2 separate regions of the Homo sapiens genome follow, and region 2 is linked to region 1. Evidence: chromatin loops called from intact Hi-C (ENCODE). Cell type or tissue: HepG2. All regions are shown on one strand.

Evidence for each region. A loop is a pair of places that touch in the nucleus more often than their neighbours do. Peaks named below come from ENCODE experiments on the same cell type or tissue, not always from the same donor. Only the 100,000 strongest peaks of a DNase experiment are listed, where the experiment ranks them.
Region 2: a loop joins it to region 1, with 10 times the contacts of the local background. A loop is called at or near these places in 2 of 110 quality-filtered maps.

The regions. Positions count from the first base shown.
Region 1 is chr10:34,117,686-34,125,685 of GRCh38, reverse strand. It overlaps PARD3 (par-3 family cell polarity regulator), which reads left to right. Exons shown (of 25, transcript NM_001184785.2): 24 at 5,946-6,073. Among named protein-coding and RNA genes, the nearest start is that of LINC02629, 220 kb to the right of the region's middle. In HepG2, no CTCF peak of the experiment used is centred here; DNase peaks (open chromatin) are centred at 765, 3,795 and 4,205; H3K4me3 peaks cover 864 bases.
Region 2 is chr10:34,227,442-34,235,441 of GRCh38, reverse strand. The region is part of intron 22 of PARD3 (par-3 family cell polarity regulator); the gene reads left to right. Among named protein-coding and RNA genes, the nearest start is that of LINC02629, 330 kb to the right of the region's middle. In HepG2, no CTCF peak of the experiment used is centred here; DNase peaks (open chromatin) are centred at 2,681 and 3,691; H3K4me3 peaks cover 1,294 bases.

The sequences.
Region 1 (8,000 bases):
TTTTCTCCCTTTTCCTGTTTCAGACTTTAATAGCTCTCCCTGCCCTCTTAGGGCTCTGCCTGCTTTAATTGGCAAGGCAGTCATAGCACACAGCCACTCTGTACCACTAGATTGCCTCCCTGTGCCTGGGCAATTTCAGAAAATGGTGGTTTTCCTTTCGTTTCCATCTTTTTTAAGACTTAAAAAGTATCTGCTCTCATTTTCTCCTAGCGGCCTCCATGCCTTGACTCAAAAAATGCTGCCTTAGTTGACAGCCTTGAAATGAGTATGACCCTAGCTCTAGTTGGGTGGAAATCACCTCGCATAGAAATAGACCTGGAGGGCCGGGCACGGTGGCTCACTCCTATAATCCCAGCACTTTGGGAGGCCCAGGTGGGTGGATCCCGAGGTCAGGAGTTCAAGACCAGCCTGGCCAACATGGTGAAACCCCGTCTCTACTAAAAATACAAAAATTAGCCGGGCGTGGTGGCAGGTGCCTGTAATCCCAGCTACTCAGGAGGCTGAGGCAGGAGAATCACTTGAACCCAGGAGGCTAAGGTGGCAGTGAGCCAAGATCACGCCATTGCACTCTAACTTGGCGACAAGAGCAAGACTCCGTCTCAAAAAAAAAAAAAGAAAGAAATAGACCTGGAGATAAGCCATCTGCAGAGAGGTGCCCATCACACATGGAGAGAGCCTCTGTACTGTCGCAAAGTCAGCACTTTATTCTGCCCTGTGACCTGTCCCTCAGCCAAAGGCTCTGTGACTCATGGCCATGCTATGCTCAGAAGCCCTGTGTGGTAGGAACTCCTGAAGCTACCTTGGGTTGCCATTAGCCCAGATACTAAAGTGCCTGGCTTGTTTTGTAGAGCAACCTTTTTATTTTCAGTGTTCCTATTGCTTAAGATGGGGGCGGGGATAAAAGATCTAAGCACTGGTGTGAAAGATGAGGTGAAGACAAATACAATTAAGACCAAAACATTCATTTCTAAAAACTTCATGAGGGAAACGGGTGTGCTTTGCAGTCTTTTCAGCCATTACTCACATCCTTAGGAGCAATTAAGCTTTTCAACATTCAAGACCCACAAGAGTTCAGTCAATAGTTACATAATTATGGCATGTGTGGGTGGGTGCGGAAGGCTGGGAAGGCACGATGGGTAGACAAAAGTTAACGTTGTTTTGATTAAAGGTTGTACATAAGTCTACTGAAGAAAATAATTACCAATATTAGCACTGGCCACTTTTCAACAGAGTCAACAGTTGACACTCTTCACATGATTTAATGGCATAAAAATGATTTCTGCTCCCTACCAAATCTTTAAATTGCTACTCTTATCAGAATATGGAATTCCTATTAGGGTCACAGCTCATGTGAATTGCTAAAGTAAGGATTGTGAATCTCAAGGGAATGCCATTAGTCTTTTTGTCATCAGCATCATTCTCACCATCATCTTCATCACAGGTTTTCATCCAAAGTGCCTGAATGTTTTGTATTTTACTTTTTGTTTTCTATATGTGCCCTTGGACATACAAAATTTTGCAGATTTTTATCATTCATAATTTAAGGAGAAAATCTGCTCAAAGTGATCCTTTATAAAAATATTACATATGTGTGTGGATATATATATACACGTGCACACCCACACATACTTACACACTATTTTCCTTATCTATAAGAAGAAAAGTGATAGATTATTTGAAATTATTGAATATTCTATGTATATGTTAATATAACAATGATTTTATTTCATAAGTGGCAGCACACTCGCATATTAAGCTGTCAAAGTCTTACAGTATTACCTAGTTCTAATTAGTACTGAAACTTTGTACTGTGGATATTCATGTTTGTTCTTTACTCTGTTAACTGTCTATTAAATATTTCGTTTTGTATTTTCATTTTTTTCTATTTTTATTTTGAAGCAATGATTTTATTTAATTAAGAGAAATGCTTAAAGACTTAATTCATAAAACACCGTATGAGACCATTACAAGCATGTAATCTCCAGCACTTTGGGAGGCAAAGGTGGGAGGATCACTTGAGAGCAGGAGTTCAAGACCAGCCTGGGCAACACAGCAAGACCCTGCCTCTACAAAAATTAAAAAGAAAAAAAAAATTAACCAGGCATGGTGGTGCATACCTGTAGTCCTGGCTACTGAGGACAGCTTGAGCCCAGGAGTTTGAGGCTGCAGTGAGCTGTAATTGTGCCACTGTACTCCAGCCTTGGCAACAGAGCAAGATTCTGACTCTAAAATAAAAACAAAATGTTTAAAAAAAAAACTGTGGAAAATATTTTTTTATATTTTACCCTACTAAATGATACCAACATTGTATAGCTTCCTCAAGCTTGAATTATTATCCCTTTATAATCTATGAGAAAGACAAGTACTTTGTAGTCCACTTACAAAAAAAAATACATATTTTTCACTTGTGGTTTTAAACATAGGCCATGAAGAGATTTACATATCATGGCTCTCCAGCATCCTGTGTAATATATACTCGTGTGTTTATTTCCATCTTACAATCTCTATTGTTATTATGGCTCTGGCAGCCATGTTTTTTTTTTATTTAAAAGGTCATTGCTTGTAACCAATTTCATCACAGGGTTATTTGTAATTTGCACTGTTAGAACAGAGCTTCGCCTTGTTCTCTGGTGAATCTCCAGAGTTATTACAGTTATGCCTGCGCAGGTATTTCCCTATGTGGGTGTTACTTTGTCGCTGCAGTTGTTGATGATATTTTATTTGAAAACATACACTTCTCTGTGAGGTTACAAATTACCTCTTTTCTTCACTTTATTTTTGTGCTTGGACTCAGATACATTATTTTGTTCATGCCATAGGGATTGAAGCCACAGTGTGTAAAATTCCAGATTGCCATTGTAATACTGTTCATCCAGTTTTTGTTTTTAAGAGGTCTTCATTTAAATTGTGAATTAGAGGGGTGATTTTTATTCAGGTCAAGTGTCAAACTTGCCGGGATGAACTTATTTAGTTGTTGCTCTGGGCTGGTCATGTATGCAATCTTCCTTGAAATATGTGACCTGTTAGAGGGTTTTATCTTAAAGGTAAGAGTGATTCTGTTTAGTAACCCACCCTTTTGCAAGTTCTAAAAAGAGAAATGGAGTAAACTATTAATGGTGAAGCCAATGTTTATGTTTCTTCCTGGTGAGCATGATAGTATGAAATATGTCAGTTTGCTGATCCCAAACTCATTCACTCCTTTTAAGTTTTCAGACCCCATATGCTGATAATGTCATCATTGGAATGTATCCAGATCCAACTAGATACTTGTAGCTGATAAAGTTTGAGGCGAACAGTGTCAGAAAACACACAGCAGAGAAAACAAGTCCTTCAACTTCTTTTTTCTCTGTCAGAAGCAAATTTTCAGGCCTATGGGAGAAACAACTTAAAAATACACCTGAAATTTCTACAAGACCTTGCAATTTCCCTTCACATCTCCACAAGCAGCTTGTCACAGAACAGCACGAGCTTAAAAAGCTGGTTACTAAATCCTGCTGCAGAATGCCAGATCTTTCAAGACTGTTTGACACATGCATATAGTTTACACTGAGTGAAAAGGAAAGGAAAATGTGGTTCTTTTGAGGGTGTAAAGGAAATGGTGTAGTGTTTTCTTTCTGTCCAGTGGTTTATCTCAAGCTTCCCATTGCTCACCGTGACAAGAAAACAGCTCAGTTTCCTTTTTGGCCAGCCTCATCAAGTGTAATGGAAGAAAATGTCTGTCTCTTTTAATGCAGTTGATGAACAATTGTTTGCATAAGCAGAACTCGCTCAGCGAAGTGTTTTTCTTGCTGAAGGCCTCACTGATGTGTTATTTGAACGGTGTTGTGAAGCGGGTCTCTGAATACACATTTGTTCCAGTGAGTGTGGTTATAAAGCCCCTAGTAGAGACTGGGGTATTGTAAAGCCTAATCTCCTCACACATTATTTTTGTATCGGGATATTTTTAATATGCTCACTAACTAAGCCCATATGCTTTGAAATGTTTGTCCTGTATATTGCTTCATTACTGCTTATCAACAAGTAAGGTTGTGCTGGCTTTGCAGAAAGAGAACAATAGATGATGCTTGATTTCTTTCTGTGCTGGCCAAAGCCAACCATAGGAGCCATTCTTTTGGTAACAAGGCTACCTGTTATCTTACAGCTCGCCAAATGAATGTTCAGACTCTGTTGTTTTAGAAAATCATTATCAGGGCAAAGTCTACCATTAGCTTTCAACTCTAAAAGAAAATCAATAACTTGTTTCAAACAGACATTCCTCACTCAGACTATGCCTGTTGCACAACGTTGCATAACAGAGGGGGAACTGAGGGTGGCGAGTACTGAAAAGGATCACTTAAGGGGCCTACTGCTGATGCTGTGACAAACCATTGGGATGTTTCATAAATGTAGAGGCACCATTGTATATTTTGAGCACAGCTACTTTTATTTCAAAAGGCCAGATCTAGAAGGTAAGGTAACCATTGTCAGTGAGAAATTGAAGCATCCCAGAAACCTGATCTATACCATGCGGTATACACGTTCAGTAATCTGATTTCGGTGAGAAGCACCAATCACCAGATGACTTGCTGACCAAAGTATGTTTTTTCTTTTCTTTCTTTTCGTTTTTCCTTTTTTTTTTTTCTTTTTTTGAGACAGGGTCTTGCACCATCACCCAGGCTGGAGTGCAATGGCACGGTCATGGCTTACTGCAGCCTCAATCTCCTAGGCTCAAGCGGTCCTCCTGTCTCAGCTTCCCAAGTAGCTGGGATCACAGACATGTGCCACTGCACCTGACTAATTTTTAAAATTTTTTTGTGGAGACAGGGTCTCACTGTGGTGCCCAGGCTGGTCTTGAACTCCTGAAATGGAGTGCTAACCAAAGTATTTAGTTAGAAGGATTGAAGTGTTCTCTATAGGGGATGATTAACTTAGGTAAATTGCCATTTCCTAATAACTAAGGTAAAATGCATTACCTAATAACCAATTTAAGTAGCGAGTAGCTTTTGGGTTTGTTCTTTTGATAGGCATTTCTGTTCCCTGTTTGGCTGCCATCTGTGGATTGCAGGAGACCTGTTGGTACCTAGTTTAAACTAATCTTGGCTTAAAATTTCACTGTCATCCTGTACTAGAAAGGGAATCAGCTATACTGTATCCTGCTGTAAAACTAAAATATATACCTACCCCCCAAAATTCATCAACATGGCCACCTCACAGGTGTGCACTCCTGGACTTTCCCTCTTTTGAGAGTTGTAGCAAATTTTTATTTATTTATTTATTTTTGGCATTAACATCTTCTAGTTTTTGGAAGAGCCTCATTCTTATTGTATCTGCTCTGTGTATTCTGGAGAGAGGTAAATGGTGTCTTATGTCAGCATTTACCAAGCCTCATTATAAAGACTAGACGCTGGGTTTAGTGGCTTACACCTGTAATCTCAGCACTTTGGGAGGCTGAGGCAGGATTGCTTGAGGCCAGGACAACATAGGGAAACCCCATCTCTACCAAAAAAAAAAAAAAAAAAAAAATTAGCCAGGCATGGTGGCCTGTGCTTGTAATCCCGGTTACTCGGGAGACTGAGGTGGGAGGATCACTTGAACCCAGGAGTTCAAGGCTGCAGTGAGCCATGATTGCACTACTGCACTCCTGCTTGGGTGACAGAGTGAGATCCCATCTCTAAAAAAAAAAAAAAAAAAAAAAAAAAAAATTAAAGAAGACTAGAAAGTTTGATCTCTTCAATTTAAACCACATGCCAAAGCCAAAATCACAGTTTAAGAAAATTGAGTGTTTATGGGCTCATAAGAGCAAATATATGTATGCCACTTTTCTCAAAGAAACGATTTTGAAAAACAAATCACAGAATTTTCAAAATTTTCAAAGTCAATTCATAAGAATCGAAATGGAGTCAACCAGTTGTGTGATCTGTACAGAACTTTCTGGTTAACGATGTGCTTGTATTTTCCTCTTCCAGCCGAACGCACGGCCGGCGACGCAGAGCGGGCGACACTCGGTGTCCGTGGAGGTGCAGATGCAGCGGCAGCGGCAGGAGGAGCGCGAGAGCTCCCAGCAGGCCCAGCGCCAGTACAGCTCTCTGCCTCGGTATGAGGACGCTTGGCCGAGCCTCCAGATCCCCCCGGCCCTTTAAGATCCCCCGCCCTTTAGGAACGCGCTCCTTCCCAAGTCACTGGGGCCTCTCCAGCTTGCCCCTGGTAGCAACAGAGGAACCAATAAATGTCCCGTGGCTACTGTTCCTTAGCGTGGGGGGCTGTCGTACTGCGAGGCCAGGGGAAATGCCCATTGCAGGAGATGCCAGTATTTTCACCCACAAGCTCCCTAAAAAAGTGAAGCGACTCGTGTACTGGCTTCTTAGTATTGGCTCTCCTGCTTCCTGTGTGGACAAGACAGTATCTTCATCTGAAAAATGGGAAGATAACCCTTATTTGGCTTAGCACATATGGTTATTAGAATAAATGATACTTCATAAATCCAGAGCTCCATAAAAGGATCGAGAGTCAGTGCTGCATACGCCGTGGTTGTGTGGGATCCATGGTCCCAAACCTCACTCTCTTACTGTCCCATCATCACTGCTCTCACCCATGTTTAACTTTAGAGGGTCTCAGGGATGTTGAGCTTGTTAGCTGGGAACCAAGCAAGAAACCCTTACTTGCCTGCTCCCCAGGGGAGACGCCTTGGCCCAGTTCTCCGACAAAGGCCTGCAAGGGTCTCAGGGTGACTGAGTGCCAGTACATTGAAATAGTAACTATTTTTCCATCAAAGTTTTTCTTCCAGGCATAGTAAAGAATAAAAATGTTGAAAAACATTCAGCTTTTTAAACTTCCCAAAACAGGTGACTCCTGTAGTCACAATTCTTATAGGCATTTGTTGCTGTATTTCAAAATCAGGTGACAAAGACATATTTTAAGTGGGAAAAGATTCATTTGCCATGTTGATATCAGGTAGACTTTTGACTTTGAGCAAAACAGTTTTAGGGAGTTAGGAGACAAATGCTTATCTTGACTGACCAGTGTAGAGTGATCTTGATCAATTTCTAATAAAGATGAGTCCTGGCCAGGCACGGTGGCTCAGGTCTGTAATCCCAGCACTTTGGGAGGCTGAGGCAGGCAGATCATTTGAGCCCAGGAGTTCGAGACCAGCCTGGGCAACATGGCAAAACACTATCTCCATAAAAAAATACAAAAATTAGCTGGGCTTGGTGGCACATGCCTGTAATCCCAGCTCCATGGGAGGCTGAGATGGGAGGATCGCTTGAGCCTGGGAAGCAGAGGTTACAGTGAGCTGAGATCACACCACTGCACTTGCCTGGGTGACAGAGCAAGACCCTGTTTCGAAAAGATGAATTTCTTTACATGTTAAATAATCACTGTAACAACCACAACGGACTTCACCACATGGATACAGGTCAGCCAAGGGGACATGGATGTGAATGAGTCTCCATGGGGATAAGTGCCATCTATTGTAGCAGTTTATTCATTCAGTTGTTCTTTTTCAATCCATAAGGCTATATAAAACCCCTTTGAGTACTAAATTATTTTTTCCTTTAAAGAGGAGAATTGCCAGGTTCTTTAGCCTGCTGTAGGTAAGAGTCATTAAAGTTTTGGTCTTTATAGGACCTTTGAGATAATCTTATCTTACAAGGAAACAGCTCAGAGTAAGTAAATTTCCCCCAGCTCACACAGCTAGCAAGTCATTTTGCCAGCATTCAAACCTGAATCTGCCCATGCCCTAAACCATGATTTTATAAGGCCCGTTGCTATCAAGGGCTTCTGTTCCCAAATTTTTTGAGACAGAGTCTTGTTCTGTTGCCCCGGCTGGAGTGCAGTGGCGCGACCTTGGCTCACTGCAACCTCCACCTCCCAGACTCAAGCAATTCTCATGCCTTAGCCTCCCAAATAGCTGGGGTTACAGGCGTGCGCCACCTCGCCTGGCTAATTTTTGTATCTTTAGTAGAGAAGGGGTTTGCCATGTTGTCCAGGCTGGTTTCGAACCCCTGGCCTCAAGTGATCTG
Region 2 (8,000 bases), 110 kb before region 1:
TGAATGAGGTTATACAAAAAGTCAATGTGGTCGACTCTGGAAGCATGCCTAGAATCTTACCAACCTATGAGCTGATTCTCACCCAAGTCATTGTCATGTTTAGCAGCAGAATTGGGCTGACTGCAAATCTCTCCGATGCTTCAGCCCTGACATTAGCTTTTATAGTTCCAGGAAGATTTGTTGGGAATTTCAACCTAGTAATTTAAGAAGCTTTTATAGTTCTATAACATAATAATTTTACCTTTAAAAAATGAATGAAGAAAATATGGCAAAACTTAATAAATTCACATTAAGCAGGAGAAAGACCTAACTAAATTAGTAATCTGAATTGTAGAATATTTTTAAAAAATTAATAGTAACTTAATTACTGTCAGATTCATGGAGTTCCTTGGAGAAATTGCTTTGGCAAATAGATAAGGAAAATTTACAAATAGCACAAAACTTGGTAAATAAAGCAATTTCTAAAGAATCCGCCATGGACTAGTATTTTTAAGTTATTTTCTCCATAAAGTGCATGTATGTTATCAATTTGCCTTGCAAAATCATTTTTATAAGAAAGAGAGCTATTTCTGTTTTTACCAATTATTTGTGGTATTTGAAAGTCATTCATTTACAAAAACATAAGAATGATATCCATTTACTCATTCATTCATTCATTGAGCAAATATATATTGGAGGTCACTGTGCTGGGTACATAGTGGTGAGTTCAATAAAGTCCTTGCCTTTTCTAGCATGGGGGATGGGAGTTAACTAAAAAATAAAATAAATGAATAAATATTTTGTAATACATTATGATAAGAGCATAATCAAGGTGCTGAATAATTTCTTTGGGAAGATGACATTTGGCTGAGTACTGAAGGATGCAAAGAAGTCATTCATGCAGAGAAGGGAGGAAAGAGCCACCCAGGCAGAAGGGAGCTATGTGGACAAAGCAAAAGGCTGGGAGATGTTTAGCATGGGCCAGAAACTAGAAGGTAGTCAGTGTGGCTACAGTGTGTTGAGTGGTATGGGAAGAAATCAGAGAGGTATGTGGCAGATGAACCTACCGAGGCAAAGCTAAAATATGAAATTTTATTCCGGATGTCATAGGGAGCCATATAGTGTTCTTTAGATTGTGAGCATAGTCTGATTCATAATTTTGAAACATCCCAATGGCTTTTTATGAGGGAAACTGATTACAAAGTAGTTGTATCAGCCAAAGTAGTTATATCAGTAGTTATATCACAAATTGATTACAAAGTAGTTATGTATCAGTAGTTATATCAGAAATTGATTACAAAGTAGTTACGTATCAGTAGTTATATCAGAAATTGATTACAAAGTAGTTACATCAGCCAAAGTAGTTTTATCAGTAGTTGTATCAGAAATTGATTACAAAGTAGTTCTATATCAGTAGTTATATCAGAAATTGCACTAGGTACTTCAAACAGATGAGATTTAGTATAGGGGCTTGGTTACACAGGTGTTGGAAGTAGAAGAAAAAGGCAACACAGGGTAACTGGAGATAATAACTGCAGAAGGCAGCTCCCACATCACAGTGCAGAGTGTAAAGGGCCACCTTGGAGCTCAGAGACAGACAGTAGGTGAATATCCAGCACAGTGGGCAGCCTTGAGGCAGGGAAGCCTGTGTGAGGGAGCTGCTGCTGCTCCTGGGACAGAATCATGGAGGCTTGCACTAGGAGGTGGGATGGGATAGAAATAAATAGACGAGAGAGCGATTTTAAACCTAGAGCCTATAGGACCTGATGCTTATTGGGTAGGAAATAAAAAATGACTGGCAAGATTCTGACTTGAACAACTAAATATCTGGGGCACTGCTTTTTGAGATGCAGAAAGCAAGAGAAACAGGCTTAGAGCATTGTAAGTGTTGAGTTTAGAACATGCTGAGTTTGAGATGTCAAGCAAATGGTTAGATATGTGAATATGGTGGACAGAGAAGACATGTAGACTGGAGTTATGGATGTGGAAATCAACATGCAGATGGTATTTAAAACCATGGAAATGGACGATATCATCGAGGGAGAGAATGGAAGAGAGAGAAGGGCTAGTTCTGAGCCCTTGGGAATCTCCTGTGTTGAGAGATCAGTACAGAAGCGACAAGGAGCAAAGGAAACTGAGATGGGGTAGCAGGAATAATAGAAATCAAGAGAATGCAGTCCTATAGAAACCAAGACAGGAAGGAGGCAGCAGTCCACTGTTTCTAGCGGACCTAAGAGATGCTTAAGATGTAACAGAATGATGTCCATGGATTTAGCTACATGAGGATATCTGGCTACACGCCTGATGGGGTAGTAGGCTGAAGAGTTTACGGGAGGCAAGGGCACTCCATTCTGACACAGAGAGTCCAAGGGAATGTAAAGGCCAAATTGTTTCCTCAGTTCAGGGCCTACTTGGAGCTAGGCAAAAAAAAAAAAAAAAAAAAAATTAACATTTGAGGATGGGCCGGGCACGGTGGCTCAGGCCTGTAATCCCAGAGCTTTGGGAGGCTGAGACTGGAGGATTGCTGGAGGCCCAGGAGTTTGAGACCAGCCTTGGCAACATAGCGAGATCTCGTCACTACAAAAAATTAAAAAATTAGCCACACGTGATGGCATGTGCCTGTAGTCCTAGCTACTTGTGGGGCTGAGATGGGAGAATTGCATGAGCCTAGCAGTTCAAAGTTACAGTGAGCTATGATCACACCATTGCACTCCCGCTTGGGCAATACAGCAAGACTTTGTCTCTAAAAGAAAAAAGGAAAACATTTGACTATACCTGCCAGGAGGCAACAATCCTACCTACCCTTCCCAGTTACTTTCTCTATATTGTAATTTGGGGACCAAGTTCTTGTTTGTATTGCACAATATTCCTTTATGATTTTCGTGTTGAACTTTCTTCCAACATACTGTTCTATAAAAGAGGAACATTTCATTCACGTGTATAAAAGTCATCTTGTTTGAAAAATCTCAGAAGATAAGTTGTTGGGATTTTAAGTCCTGATTAAAGGTTTGCCTCTCGTGAGGTCTAAAGAGAAGCCCACATGGCCGTGTTTTACCAGGTTTCCTAAACTGTTTAGGTGTGTGCTGTGACGCTGCAGAGCAGAGATGTTACTGTGACCTTTTCAAGCTCCCCTTTCTGTCTGTCATATCCAGGTCCAGTCATCTTTACCAAATAGATAGGGTCATAAAATTGCAATTGACTGGAGTCCTTGGAAGAAACATTTTGTGAGTTTTATCAGTCCCCCAAATATCTCATATCTGGACTAATAGTATAATTTAGATATTGCTATTGAATACCTATAAGACGTGGTATCTGGTAATATTATCTCAGCAGCATTAACCTCTGACTCTGCTCTCAAACCAGGATTGGGAAAGTGAAGTATTTGCTTAATGATTGATTAATATTTGGACCTTTATTCGAGTTCTGTGAAGCGCCTAACATAGCGCTGAGTGTTTCGGCCTATTATCTCTTGGTATGTAAGTTATCTCTTAGTTTGCTTTGCTGCTATAATTAAGGAGATAAGAACAGAAAGCCTATTTCTTGGTCAAAGTGCTATTTTTATAGGAGGACAAAACATGTATTGTTTTACTTTACTATCAACAGGCCACACTGCTGATCACTAAGGTTGTGTTTAATAAGTATGTTCTCTTGGGCCAGAATGTCAAATATATCCCTAATGAGTTCAGTGACATCACTGAGCGTGCTTATGTTCCTTGCCAATAGTCGGCATTGTTGGAGCAGATGACATTAGCTGTCATCTGAGCACAGATGCGAAGGTCAGGGCGTTAACAAGCAAGAGAGCTTCAAGAGAGAAAAAAAAAAGATGAAGATTTAAAGCAAATCTGTCCATGTCAGAGAACAATGAGTGGCTGTTTAGGGGGAGTGGTAGAGACATTCAAGAGAAGACATTTGCCTCATACAAGTTTTCTGCACATCTCTGCCCTGTGGAAATTGCGTCAGTTAGAGATGGACCTGAAAGATGATCATCTGTAAGCCACAGCTGCCACTTTGAATGTCGAGGTTTGGAATATGCCATAGACAGCCCTGACATTCTAAAATTGATTGAAATTTTGTGACCTTCAGAGGTAACTAATATATTTCCAGTAGTGTGACTTCTGGAAGTAATATAGTTCAGGAACCAAAAGTTGATTCTTTGTAGTTAATGAACAAGTTCTTTTTTTTTTTTTTTTTTTTTTGCCTAAGATTATATTAATAACACTAGTGTATGTCAAAAGGAAAAAATATCTCATGTATATATTTTTTCCTGTAAGAATAGAGTATATAAAGCTATTTTAATAAATTTTGTTGAACATGTATATATATGTGGATGTCTAAAACAAATATGACAAACTGAGAAATTTTTGTGGCTAGGATGAACCTCCGCTTTTGGATACAACTGGAGTAACCTGAGTTTCAGTTGGGGTTTTCTTTTTTAAGATACAGGGTCTCGCTCTGTCACCCAGGCTGGAATGCTAGTGGTGCGATTATAGCTCACTGCAGCCTTGAACTCCTGAACTCAAGAGATCTTCCCACCTCAGTCTTCCAAGTAGCTGGGACTGTATCCTCACCCCAATGCCCAGCTATGTTTAAATTTTTTGATAAAGATGAGGTCTCATTGTGTTGCCCAGGCTGCTCTCAAACTCCTGGCCTCAAGTGATCCTCCCGCCCTAGCCTCCCAAAGCACTGGGATTATGGGCGTGAGCCACCACACCAATCCCAGCCCCTAGTTTGTTTTTTTAAGTTGCCAGTTGTACAATTTCCTCTCTGCTCTCCAAACTTGTTATTTTAGAATAGAGAGAAAAAGAGTTTCTAGCTTTCCTGGTGGTTGGTTTGCATTGAGAAGGAAAAGGCCAAAATATGACAAGACATCCTCAGTATTCAGTTGACTAAAGGAAAAATAATTTGGAGGAGGTAGAGCCAGTCCAGACCTATAGTCAGGTGACTAGTGGGAGTCGCTAGGTATGGAAAACTTTCAGTCTATTTCTTCTCTAGATATTGGCCGTATTGAGATGTCTTTGTACATTGCTTTTTGGCAAATATAGACAAAATACTTAACTTTACCAGTGTGAGTTTAGAACGGAATCTGCCTTCATGCAGAGGTCTGGAGTAGAGGTAGAAGGGGATGATGGAAGAGGCACAAAGTTCTTCCAGGTAGTACCTGCTGCTGCTGGGTGGACCAGGCCCTGGTGTGTTTCTCCCTGCTCAGGAAATCCACATGTTGAGGCTTTCCTGATTTCTGTGGCTGGGTAGGTTTATGTTCTATGGTATGTATTTATTTATTGGTTACAGTCTTTGATTTGTGGTTGCTCAATGTATTAAATAGAAACAGAAGGCCACATTGTTTCCTCAGCTCAGGGCCTCCCCAGAGCTGGGCAAGGAAAGGTTATTCATATTTGACACTAATGTATTTGCCTTTTCTGTCGCACCTCATTGCTGCCCAAGTGTATAAATGTGAACTAACGCTTCAGTATTTTTAAACTGTCCAAATGCAAATAGGAATTCGTTTGAGAGCCACATGACAAAAGCTAGATGAATAGTTCTCACTTAAGACTTTTATGTAAGAAAAGGTACTAAAATGCACAAATTGGATGAATAAAATGAAAGACATGTTTCTTTGTTGCATCAGCACTTCACTCATTCTCTCCTTTGGTTATTTGTTTGCTTGTTCATTCATTGCCCAGTAACAAAAACAACAAAAATTGATTAGGTGTACTGAAAACATAAGAAATATGAGGCAGAACAGAGTTTGTGACCTGGAGTTTTTGAGCAGGTTGAACACACACACACACACACACACACACGCACCCTCAACTAGAGAAGAATTATGATGGGACGTATGAACAAGAGCAAAATGATAGTATTAAAGAGGCATATTTAGGCATAACAGTTGTGGAATGTATTTAAAAAGAAGAGTTGGGGCCAGATGTGGCTCACACCTGTAATCCTAGCGCTTTGGGAGGTCAGGGTAGGAGAATCACTCAATGTCAGAAGTTCAGAGACCAGCCTGGGTCACATAGCAAGACCCTATCACTAGAATAAAATTCTACACTACAATAAAAATTCTAAAATTCTAAAATTAGCTGCGCATAGTGGTACACACCTGTAGTCCCAGCTTACTCAGGAGGCCAAGGTGGGAGAATTGCTTGAGCCCAGGAGTTCAAGGCTGCAGTGAGCTGTGATCATGCCACTGTACTCCAGCCTGGGTGACAGAGCAAGGTTCTGTCTCTAAATAAAATAAGGAGGAGGAAAATTTTTTAAGCTGTATTTGGAGGAGAGGCATCTCATGCAGAAGCAGTCATATAGCTGATGCTGAGAAGCTGGGCTTGGTGATCCCATTGGCTAGGCGTGTGGCTGTTGTGAGGACTGAGTCAAAGGGACAGGGGACCCAGTTGCTGGAGGTTTGGAGGCTGAAGGAAATGATAAGGAAACACTGTTATGATGTCCTCATCAGCCCTCTACTCAGGAGAAACAGAGATCAGGGCCATGGAGTAACTTGGATATAAAGAGGAAAGAAGTGTGATCTCAGACGAGGTGTGGTGACTACAGGAATAAAAAGCAAAAAAGAGAGAAGCTTCAATATAATCCCAGAGTTACCTGCCTCAGAAACACACGTGCGTAATAAAGGGACAGATGAAGAGAGTTTCACATGGTGGAGGGGATGTCTCAGCTTGCATTTGGGAGCACAGGGTCTGTTTTTTCATTTAAGTAATTTTGTTGAACACGATTCAGCTCCTGTGCTGCTTAAAATCCCATATCTTCCTCTGCCATTTTCATCCTAACCAATACTTTATACCAGCTTTATTGAAGTATAATGTTCATATCATATAATTCACCCGTTTAAAGTGTACAAGTCTATAATTTTTAGTAAATTCATAGAGTTGTGCAACTGTCACCACAATCTAGTCTTTTAACATTTCTATCCACAAAAATCCCAGCAGTGTTCTCACCCCAGCTTATCTGCTTCTGTGGATTTGCTTCTTCTAGACATTTCATATAAATGGAACCGTTAATATGTATAATTTTTTGCATGTAGATTCTTTTTTATTTTTCTTCCAGCTTTTATGTTTTGGTTCGGGGGTACACGTGGAAGTTTGTTACATGGGCAAATTGCATGTCATGGGGGCTTGGTGTACACATTACTTTGGCATCCGGGTAGTGAGCATAGTAGTGGTTACGTGGTTTTTCAGTCCTTACCCTCCTCCCTCCAGTAAGCCCCGGTGTCTATTGTTCCCTCTTTGTGTCCATGTGTACTCAATGTTTAGCTCCCACTTATAATTGAGAACGTACAGTATTTGATTTTCTGTTCCCACATTCATTTCCTTAGGATAATGGCAGCTCCATCTGTGTTGCTGTAAAGGACAGGATCTCATTCCTTTTTATGGCTGCCTAGTATTGCATGGTGTATATGTGCCACATTTTCTTTATTCAGTCCACCATTGGTGGGCAACTAGGCTGGTTCCATTATCTTTGCTATTGTAAATAGTGCTATGATAAACATAGGCGTGCATGTGTCTTTATGGTAGAATGATTTATATTCCTTTGGGTATATAAATTTTATATATACATATATATTCCCAGTATATATATATATATATATATATATATAAAAAATAATTCCCATTACTGGGAATATATATATATATTCCCAGTAATGGGATTGCTGAGTTGAATGGTAGCTCTAAGTTCTTTGAGAAATCTCCAAACTGCTTTCCACCAGTGGCTGAAATAATTTACATTCCTTCCAGCAGTTTGTAAGCATTCCCTTTTCTCCACAACCTCACCAACATCTGTTATTTTTTTATTATGTATGTATTTATTTATTTAGAGACAGAGTTTCGCTCTTGTTGCCCAGGCTGGCGTGCAATGGCGCAATCTCGGCTCACTGCAACCTCTGCCTCCCGGGTTCAAGCGCTTCTCTTGCCTCAGCCTCCTGAGTAGCTGGGATTACAGGCATGTACCACCATGTCCAGCTTATTTTTTTGTATTTTTAGTAGAGATGGGGTTTCCCCATGTTGATCAGG